Regions from separate parts of the Homo sapiens genome. Here region 2 is linked to region 1. Evidence: read pairs that join two places in POLR2A ChIA-PET (ENCODE). Cell type or tissue: B cell. All regions are shown on one strand. Links, peaks and the distances in the headings refer to the core of each region. The heading gives the core; the rest is flanking DNA. Region 1 overlaps CASK (calcium/calmodulin dependent serine protein kinase). Region 2 overlaps CASK (calcium/calmodulin dependent serine protein kinase).

The links. Peaks named below come from ENCODE experiments on the same cell type or tissue, not always from the same donor. Only the 100,000 strongest peaks of a DNase experiment are listed, where the experiment ranks them.
Region 2: POLR2A ChIA-PET joins it to region 1 with 10 read pairs; 2 of 35 experiments call an interaction of 5 or more read pairs at or near these places.

What each region holds. Positions count from the first base shown.
Region 1 is chrX:41,872,600-41,877,988 of GRCh38, forward strand. All of the region lies in intron 1 of CASK (calcium/calmodulin dependent serine protein kinase), which reads right to left. Among named protein-coding and RNA genes, the nearest start is that of CASK, 48 kb to the right of the region's middle. In B cell, for the core only: no CTCF peak of the experiment used is centred there; no DNase peak of the experiment used is centred there.
Region 2 is chrX:41,593,842-41,599,230 of GRCh38, forward strand. The region is part of intron 12 of CASK (calcium/calmodulin dependent serine protein kinase); the gene reads right to left. Among named protein-coding and RNA genes, the nearest start is that of CASK-AS1, 79 kb to the left of the region's middle. RefSeq lists silencers at 2,867-2,986, 3,027-3,076. In B cell, for the core only: no CTCF peak of the experiment used is centred there; a DNase peak (open chromatin) is centred at 2,960; H3K27ac peaks cover 474 bases.

The DNA of each region.
Region 1 (5,389 bases), core at 65-5,064:
AGACTTCCATATACCCTGAATCCAGTTCCCCTATTACTAACATCTTCCATTAGAATGGTACACTTGTAATAATTAATGGACCAATATTGATACATCAGCATTAACTCAAGTCCATTCTTTATTTGGATTTCCTTAGTTTTTACCTAAATGCCCTTTTTCTGCTCCAGGATCCCATCCAGCATACCAGATTACATTTAGTCATCATTCTCCTTCAGCTCCTCTTGGCTGTGACAGTTTCTCAGACTTACCTTGTTTTTGATGACCTTGACAGTTCAAATCACCTCATGGAACTAATCTAGCACTAATCCTGTATAAGATGTCTAACACATTAGCTGGGGCCATGGGCTACTCCTTATTTCTTCCTGTGTCCTCATATAATCAAATACTTCATAGCTGAAGAGTAAAATAAATGAAAAGCTTACAGAAAAGTGCTTTTGTCAGAAGTAATAACAAACAAAAGGACTGAAATGATGTCATTTGAATATTACCTAAAATGCAAAATTTCAGAAGGGGTTTTTATCAAAAATATGTAGATTCTACTACAATATTTTAGCTAAAGAAGAAGAAGTAGTAGTAGCAGTAGTAGTCAGTATTTTTGACCCTGACCCAACTCTGACTCCATTCAAGGAACAACAACCTGGGAAGAAAATGCAAAGCTAATGCTGACCTTGCTTTCTTCCTCACAAAAAAAAAAAAAAAAAAAAAAAAGAGAGAGAGAGAGAGAATCCAATTATGTCACCTAGAAAGACACATTTATACTGCTTAACATTAAGTGTTCCAAATCAAAGACTAAAACTGAAGTAAAAGGTGAAAAATGCATGCAAGAATCAAGACTTTAAAACAGTACATCTGTTGTGCAATTCATTGCAGGGCTGTAGGTAATTAGAGTTTCCTCAAACAACTTTCAAAGAGCCAGCTATAACAGAGAAGAAATGAGTTCCACTGCACATTCCTATTTTATTTTGGCTGTAATATTAGCAAATAACACCTAAAGCACTAAATAACAAAAAGTATATCTACTGAAAAGATGATGGACCACAATTCTTTCTAGGGAACACATCAAAAAGCCATTATCATTTCATTTGTAAGAAAATTCTGGTGCTTCTACAATACACAATGCAGAGTTACTGTGCTTAATGAGATTGTATTAGGTTAGTGCAAAAGTAATTGCAGTTTTTGTTGTTCCTTTTTTTTTTTTTTTTTTTTTGGAGACAGAGTCTCGCTCTGTTGCCAAGGCTGGAGTGCAGTGGCACGATCTCGGCTCACTGCAACCTCCGCCTCCTGGGTTCAAGCAATTCTTCCTGCCTCAGCCTCCTGAGTGGCTGGGTCTATAGGCGCACACCACCACGCCCAGCTAATTTTTTGTATTTTAGTAGAGACGGGGTTTCAGCATGTTGCCCAGGCTGGTTTCGAACTCCTGAGCTCAGACAATCTGCCCACCTTGGCCTCCAAAATTGCTGGGATTACAGGCGTGAGCCACCATGCCCAGCCAGTTTTTGCTATTACTTTTAATGGCAAAAACCACAATTGCTTTTGCACCAATCTAATAGTCTGTTACTACCATATAACAGACTAGATTTTTTTTTAAAAATTTTAAGTTCTGGGGTACATGTGTAGGACGTGCAGGTTAGCTACATAGGTAAACGTGTGCCATGGTGGTTTGTTGCACCTATCAACCCATCACCTAGGTATTAAGTCCAGCATGCATTAGCTACTTTTCCTAATGCTCTCCCTCCCCTGCTACAGGCCCGAGTGTGTGTTGTTCCCCTCCATGTGCATATGTTCTCATTGTTTAGCTCCCACTTATATGTAAGAACATGCAGTGTTTGGTCTTCTGTTCGTGTATTAGTTTGCTGAGGATAATGGCTTCCACCCATGACCCTGCAAATGACATGATCTTGTTCCTTTTTATGGCTGCATAGTATTCTATGGTGTATATGTACTGCATTTTCTTTATCCAGATATCAGACTAGAATTTTAAGCATGTTTTAGACCTCTGATTTCCCACAAATATTTAGCTAATCTGCAATACAAACAATCCAAAGTACTATATATCTCCTGCTTTCATTTCCTGAACAGATGAAATGGATCTCAACACCAGCTAAGGAAATTGCATTATGCTAAAAGTCTCATCTATAGGTAATACACTATTGATCAAGACTAATCATTCTTTTTGAAAGTGATCACTCAGCTAAAACCTCAACTCTAGTAGATAAAATGCATTATAATCATCAGAAAATAAAGACAGTTGTAGTGATCAGTCCAGTTAGCAAAGGCTACTATTTCAATTACTGCTCAAGATACTCTTAGCTCTGCAATAATGTTGCTTTTCACATAACAGACAATCACGAATGGTAACAGATGCTTACTGGTTTGGATTAGTGGTTGATTCAAATACACAATGCTTAATGTTTATCAATCTTAATAAAACATTACACTATCAACCACAGTGTATAACACTAAAGCCATTAGAGCAAATCTGTTTTTATTGCTTTATTTAAAATCTTGGTGAGTCCTACCGTAAATCAAGAAGTCATTGCTTAGCAGAATAGTTTCAATAATGTGATCTTTAAAAAGTGAAATTCTGCATTATATATTTGCCCAGAGTAGAACTGATGAGAGAACAAATATTTGAAAATAACCATGGAAATACTCTTTGGTTTTTCCTTAAGTTTCAGTGAGTCTTCTTTACCACTTAACTAAACATTGTGGCCTCCTTTTCCTGTTGAAATGCCTCTCTTCATAACTCAGATGCTGTAGAGCATTTGCGAAATCATTTTAGCTTTCTTCCTTTTCCCACCTTTATCCTCTCATGCAGAACATCTTGGTGTACTGCAAGACTCAGCCATGCTACTCTTCTAGTCATCAGAAACAGCACTATGGGGCCATTTCACTTTCACCCATAACCTACTGTTTATGCTCCCTCACTCCAGAGTTATTGAAGAAAGTGATGTTAAGAACAATATAAAGGTTGGGGGTGGGGATTGGTGGAGAGGACTGTAGGGGACTGCATTTTAAATGAAGCATAATCAGGGAGGTGTAACAATGCTTCTTTAAAAAAGCTATATTGGTTAGTACATTAGTGTATAATGATGAAGAAAAAAAAAATGTACTTCAATACCAGTACAAAAGAAGACTTAAAATAGTGGAAACCATGATTAATACAATTTGATACTTTAAAAAGCCTGGTTTTAGTATTTAAACAGAAAAAAGTAATCCCAATGAATATACTTTCAGGAACATAAACATGAAAATGGAAAAAATAGTTTAACTGCATGGTACAGAAAACTGATCAAGGAGCTGGCTTAGTGGAACCATCTGGACTGGGAAATATTTTCTTAACAAAAAATTTCATTAATAGTTGTTTAATTATGATTAAAATATTTGTATTTAAATCCAAGTAGTCAAAAGCATCCACAGGTAAAAAGTCCTATACTTACCATAGAAGCATAAAAGGATTATCTGTTCACATGTCACCTTTACCATAATCTTCCAACAAGAGCAACAGTAGCAATGATAAAATTATTAGTAACAGATACTTTATTAGTATTAGTATGTATTGGTATATTATTATTATTATTACAGCTATTGAGTACTTACTATATGCCAGTCATTTTTCTAAGAGGTACTGGTATTAACTCACTTAATTCTCATAACTCTCTAAGGTAGCATATTTATCCCCATTTTACAGATAAGGAAATCGAGTTTCAGAGAAGTTAAATAACTTGGCTATAGCCCCAGATCAAGTAACTGGTTCAGTGAGAATCCGGGTCCTAAAAATTCCAGATCCAAAGTCCATGACTTTTTTAATCAATATGCTATCCCTGTCTCATATCTATTATCAGACATATGCCAAGGTCCCCTGTTGAAGTTATCTAATCTTTATCTCTTTCATTAGAAGCAAATATTCACTTATTTTATATATTGAGAAGGTGTACAGATTTCAGTTGCCTTATATGTTTATGTTCTGTAGGACTTTAGGCTTTTAAAAAATAGTATATAGTAAGTATTCACTTATATGAGAAAAATACTGTATATGTACCCACCAAAATGTATAGAAAGCATCTCTCTTTATAATCAATGGTTACTTTAAAAACAATTTTCACATTTATTAAAGTGAATTTAACACTGCATATTGATTTAGATTCCTTTCTGCTGAAAGACTGCACTATTAACTGGCACTAAAAATATCTTGTTCCTAATTGGTTAGAAGGGGATACAAAACCAGAATATCAAAAATATTTCTTTTGAAATAATTCTACAGTAATGTGGCACTGACAATTCCACTAAATATCTTGTAGGCAAATAAACTATTAGAGGCAGGGCCAGAGTCACACTCTCATATATTTGGCACTAGGGCAAAAGTCAAGACATACGGGTGTCCAGTTCTAGCTTTGCAACTAACTGGTTATATATTTTTAAGTTACAGTCACTCTGCGCCAGTTTCCTCATTTTTAATAGAGTGGGTTAGAACTAGATAAATACTTTCATTTTGTCAAGCTCTAAATTCTGACTTCAGGAAAAACCATAAGGCACTGGAGGTTTATTCATAGGTTTTTCTGCTGACCCCGTCCCTCTCTGTTTCTTCAACCACCACAAGACAATCAACTTCCCTGATTGGAGATTGGAACAGGTGTGTTCTAATTCTAAATGCATCACTTAACTATTAGTTCCAACTCTCTGGGGCTTCCTTCAAATAGGGGAATTAGACTGGTCTCCAATCTCTTTGTACAGATGAGTAACTTTATTTACCCAAAGATTTAGTATTAACAGTCGGGAGCAGGAGGGAGAATACTTATGAGACAACAGCCATTTCCACAGTGGAGAGGAATGGTTTGTTCCCAATAGAAGTTACCAGATTTCAGTCCCATTGCCAAATAGATATTATGAGCAAGGAAGAAATCTATAGTAGTAACTTAAGACCACCAGAAAGATCAAAGCCCAGAGGGTGAGGGTATGGCAATAAACATTAGACATATCTCTAACCCTCTTTTGTTTGAAATACTCATTACCCTGTGGTACTGGAATACCTGTGCCTACAAAAGCAGCTATTGAATAAGGTACTTGCTGGTTTGAATTCTGGCCAATCAGATCCAACTATAACATTTACCAAAGGATTTTCTTAATCCAGATCTAAAATAATAAAACTATCTTAAGAAATCATTTAACAATTCTATACCATTGTAGATATTATGGGAAGAATTTTTCCTTCTTCCCATAATATCTACGTAGGGTAATATAGCACAAAGGTATAGACATAGTGGTGATGGCTACACAACATTGTAAATGCAATGAATGCCGCTAAATTGTACACCTATAAATGGTGAAAATGGCAAATTTTATGTTATATAATTTTACCACAATTAAATTTTTAATGGGAAAGAAACAA
Region 2 (5,389 bases), core at 260-5,259, 280 kb before region 1:
TTAGAAACATAGTGCTTTTGGATTTCTCATTCTCATGGGTCATCTGCATATTATATGCTGCCTGCAAAGATATGCAGGACTCAAATTTCAAATCTAGGTAGAGTTTTGTCAAGGTCTGGGGCAAATGAAAGGTAGCTGGGTTTTGAGAACAAAGGAAGACTGCAGCTTGTCTTTCTTACCCTTTACCCACCCCCCATTCTATCATATATAAAGAATATATAAAATGTTACTTGGGACCTTACCAGTAGTCTTGGACTTTCAGCTAAAGCCCAAAGCTAAGGCCAAGAGGAAGTAAATGGCACTGAACCTGCTATAAAGCTGCTAGACCACTTCTCCTGGGCTTGCTGAAAGGCAGTCAAAATGGCCCTTCCATATTCACCCCAGGACCCCTCATTCTGCCTATAGAGGCAGAAGTCTGGGATTTGTAGGAGTCACAGGACTAAGAAGAGCAAGTATTTGATTATTCCCTTCTCCTTCTTGTTCGGGAGGAAAGGAGAGGGGATTGCACCCTCCCTCATACAAAGTGAAGGATGGTAGATGCCCCAAAAGAACCACGCATTAGACACTGGAGGTGCCAGCCAGAAGAGCTCACTATCTCATTCTCTGGAGGGATGCTTGCTGAATTGTAGCAACTTATAGGCCCACCTTGGTACACTAGAAAGGATCTCTGTGTGAGAGAGAGTCCTTGGGGCAGCTTGACATGTAGCATTTGGGGTCCTAAGCAAAAAGAGACTGGTGCCTGCCTCTTTCATGACTGGAGGCCGCCTGGGGCAGGCCATGCTTGTAGTGTATGTTGAGTTAAGCATGTGTGTGTTTCCCATGAGTCAAGGAGACACTGCAGAAGGTAGCCTGGCTGGAGCCATCTGGATACAGCCCTGCCCAGGAGGACAAGAGGACTCAGAAGTAAAAAGCTATGTGGTAACCCCTGGGGGCAGGGGACGAGAACGTTTCTGAGACCAGGTGCTGAGTATACTGACGATGCAGAAACCACACGTCTGCAACTCAGGACAGAGCCAACACTGGGGTGTCTGCCACACCAAGGGCATCAACAGCCAAGAGGGAACTGAATGTCTGAGGTACATTATAGAACATGCTGTTTAAGTGGTTCTTTTTCTTTCCCACGACCAGACTCGGGTTCTCTGACATTAGGTAATAGCCCCTAGCGTGAGGCTGAGTACATAGTAGTGTTTAAGAAATGCTTCCTCTAGAAAAAATAAGTATTATATTTGGACTAGTACATAGAAATTGTAAATAGATTTAAAAAAAATTCAGAGTAACATAAAATAAACACACCAGGAATATTTATTTCAGCTTGTTTCTTTAGGAACCAGATATTATTTCTCTTCGATCCTGCATGTGCAGTTAAAAACTTTCCCTCAAAATTAAGAAATGTGTTTTGACTATATTTAATTCTTTCTTTTGTATCTTTTAAGTCTGACTTACTTTATACAACTTTCAAGGTAAAAGAGACCTTAGGGCTGGGTGTGGTGGTTCATGCCTGTAATCCCAGCACTTGGGGAGGCCATACGAGGTAGGAAGATCACTTAAGCCCAGGAATTCAAGACCAACCTCGGCAAGATAGTGAGACTCTGTCTCTACAAAAAAATAAAAAAATTTGCTGGGTGTGGTGGTGATTGCCTGTAGTCCCAGCTACTCAAGATGGGGAGGTAGGAGGGTTCCCTGAGCCCAGGATGAGTGAGCTGTGATTGTGCCACTGCACTCCAGCCTGGGTGACAGAATGAGACTCTGTTTGGGGTACCAAAAAAATAAAAATAAAAAAAAGAGGAGATCTTAGATGTCAACATGATTCAACTCCTCCATTTTAAAAAGTCAAAAGCTGAGTTCCAGTCAGGTGAACTGTCATGGTCAGGGTCATACAGCCAGAGTAGCAGGGACCTGACCCTGCCCTGCTGATATGCTGTCCTTTCTCTCATCCAGATCTCCTCAGCTTGTTACTAGAATTCAGTAATACACAATGCCTTGTGCCAGGGAGATATCTTTGGCAAATACTTGGGAAAAAAGCTGTAAAAAATTCTATTTATAGGCTGCAGGGAAAAATACACTCAATATGATTTGAAAACTATTAGCTACTCAATTACAAGCCTTGCCATGTTAAAGAATGTCAGGATTCTCACCTGAGGTGAGGAGTTCGAGACTAGCCTGGCCAACATGATGAAACCCCATCTCTACTAAAAATACAAAAATGAGCTGGGTGTGGTGGTGCATGCCTGTAGTCCCAGCTACTAAGGTAGCTGAGGCAGGAGGATCGCTTGAACCCGAGAGGTGGAGGTTAAGGTGAGCCGAGATCACACCACTGCACTCCAGCCTGGGCAACAGAGTGAGACTCTGTCTCAAAAAAAAAAAAAAAAAGAATATCAGGATCCTAATCCTATCCTGGCAAGATAGGAAATATTTTAGGCTTTGCAGGCCATATGATCTCTGTCACAGCCACTAAACCCTGTTGTGTTGTATGAGGGCGGCTGTTAATAATCCATAAATGAATGAGCATGGCTGTGTTCCAATAAAACTTTATTTACAAAAACAGGTGGCCAGCTGGATTTGGCCTGAGGGCCATAGTTTGTGAATCCCTGCTCTAGAAGCTTAAATTCAAGTTATATTGGAATGACAAAATGTATTTCCTTTTGCTATTTGCTTTCCTGAAATTTGAAGGTATCAGGTGTATTTGTAAAGCTGAGGTGTGAAGGGGGAGGAAGAGAGAAGGAAGAATGTTAATAAATTATCCCTAGAGGGAAAACAAGAATGAATCTGTTACTGTTTACTCTCTTTTTCTAATGAAATTATCATTACCCAAATTCAGCACTTTTTATTAAAAAAAACAAAAAACAAAAAACATGTACACACAACACCAGGGCAAAACAAGGAAATGTGAACAGCTGCAAGGGAAACAGACTGTCTCATATTGTCTCACAGATAGGCCTGCTCTCTGCAAATCTCTGGTACTGAGTCAGATATGACCACACATACCTACACCGACACGCTTCATTCATCTTTCTGTCTTAGGAAGTGTCGCCACAGTTCCATAAAGAGAACACATTCTACATTTGACATGGGTTTTCAAATGAAGCAGAATAAACTTGGTAGTGATATTAAATTCAAATCTCCTGAGATTGTACTTTCAAACATAAAGATGATAAAATCAGTTAATATGTCACCTTTTATTTACATTCAAAGCACTAAATCAAGTTTCATTTTTTATCATACTCATTATATCACATTATCTTCTGATTTCTTAGTTATCAAATAGAAACCTGTGTTTTGCTCATAGTTTATGTGCAGTATTTATCAAGATCAACATTTAAAATGGAATGCATGGTAAGAAGCTATAAAATAATTATCACTGAGTTGTATGTCCCACTAACTTTTTTTGCACAGAGAAAACCAAATCTAAGGACCAGAATGTATACTGTTTCAGACAAGTTGATAACTTTTGCAACTATACTGTAGGCATAGGCTTGTAGGGTTGCAAAGAACATTGATGTTCATTAGCAACCATCATCTTATCACTTACTTTATAGATACTGAAGAAGTTTCCTGCTGGAAAAGAATGAAAGTTTGCAAGAATCAAATATTTAGCTGCAAAATATTTAATGAATGTGTCTGTGATGATCCTAATAAAACAGATAATAACAGTGTGCACGGAATTACACTGTGTAGCAATAATGACCATTGAAATAACTTGTTCTGGAAACACTGACTATCTTATTAAGAACTTTCTTCAGTTTCTGTGAATTACGTGGGTAAATAGGAACAAAGTTTCAATGTCACATCTTTTCAGTGAACTGAGCAGATCAGCCATCAATACATAACAGGTATTTTCTCATATACATTTGAAATTGAGCAAAATATTAGGGAAAGCTGATTTAATACTGAAACACAGAGAACTGATATTCAATTACTGTACTGGAACTGATTTTCTGAAGTTGGAGATCACAGAAAACTTTGTAAGATCTAAAAATCTATTTTTCTTGCTCAAGTTTACATATAAACTTGTTGAGGCCAGGTGCAGTGGCTTGCATCTGTCATCCCAGCACCTTGGGAGGCCAAGGTGGGCAGACTGCTTGAGGCTAGGTGTTTGAGACCAGCCTGGGCCACATGTGGAAACCTCGTCTCTACAAAAAATACAAAAATTAGCCAGGTGTGGTGGCGCACTCCTGTAATCCCAGCTACTTGAAGGGCTGAGGTGGGAGGATTGCCTGAGCCTGGAAGGTCGAAGTTGCAATGTGCTATGATTGCATGACCGCACTCCAGCCGGAGTGACAGACTGAGGCCCTGACACACACACACACACACACACACACACAGAGTCCTTTCAAAGATCCTTGGCATCATTAAACATCATGTAGTTCAAGCTTGGAGAAGAGCAGTGTATTTAGCAGTGGCCTAAAGATTGCATGATGGGCAACGTAAGTGTGAAAGAAACATTGCAAAATTTAAAATGGCATTTTCAAAAACTTAAGGAGCTACAATTAAACACTAGGAAGAAGTTTTTTTCTTTTTTCTTTTTTTTGAGACGGGGTCTTGCTGTGTTGCCTAGGATGGAGTGCAATGGCACGATCTTGGCTTACTGCAACCTCCGCCTCCTGGGTTCAAGCAATTCTCCTGCCTTAGCCTCCTGAGTAGATGGGATTACAGGCACGCACCACCACTCCCGGCTAATTTTTGTATTTTATTTTATTTTTAGTAGAGACGGGGATTCACCATGTTGGACAGGCTGGTCTTGAACTCCTGACCTCAGGTGATCCACCCACCTCGGCCTCCCAACGTGTTAGGATTACAGGCGTGAGCCATGGCACCCGGCTGGAAGAACTTCTATAACCTGTCCTTCTTACAAATCTAAACACAATTCTGTATCATTGGGATATTACAAGTTACAAAAAGAAATCAAAATCACTCAGGCCATTTTTCTTTTTTGACGTGCAAAGAATGCCTATCCTACCTGCACCAAAAATTGTTTTTCTTGAAATTTTATATTCTACAAAATTGCTAAAAATCAATTTATTTTAAATAGTTGAAAGCACTCAAATAATAGTCATACAGATGACTATCTGCATGGAGATAGCAAACTCCATTCATTTGAAGGGAATTCATTTGAAGATTTCATTTCATTCATTTTGAAAATTTTACAAATCTTACACTAAATTTGTTTCTCATCTTAAAAAGTGTGTAAATTCCTAAATCTAGTGACTGAAATCAAGGAGCAAGAGTTCCACCCTGGAATTTAGATTTTCCCTGGACTAAGGTTCAGGGCTGCTCCCAATACCATGGCCCAGTTTGTACTACATAACTCAAGTTGAAGATGGACATGTAATGGACAACTGCTTACTGTATTTAATGGCCAAGAAGAATGTTCCTGGATGCTCTTGAGTTA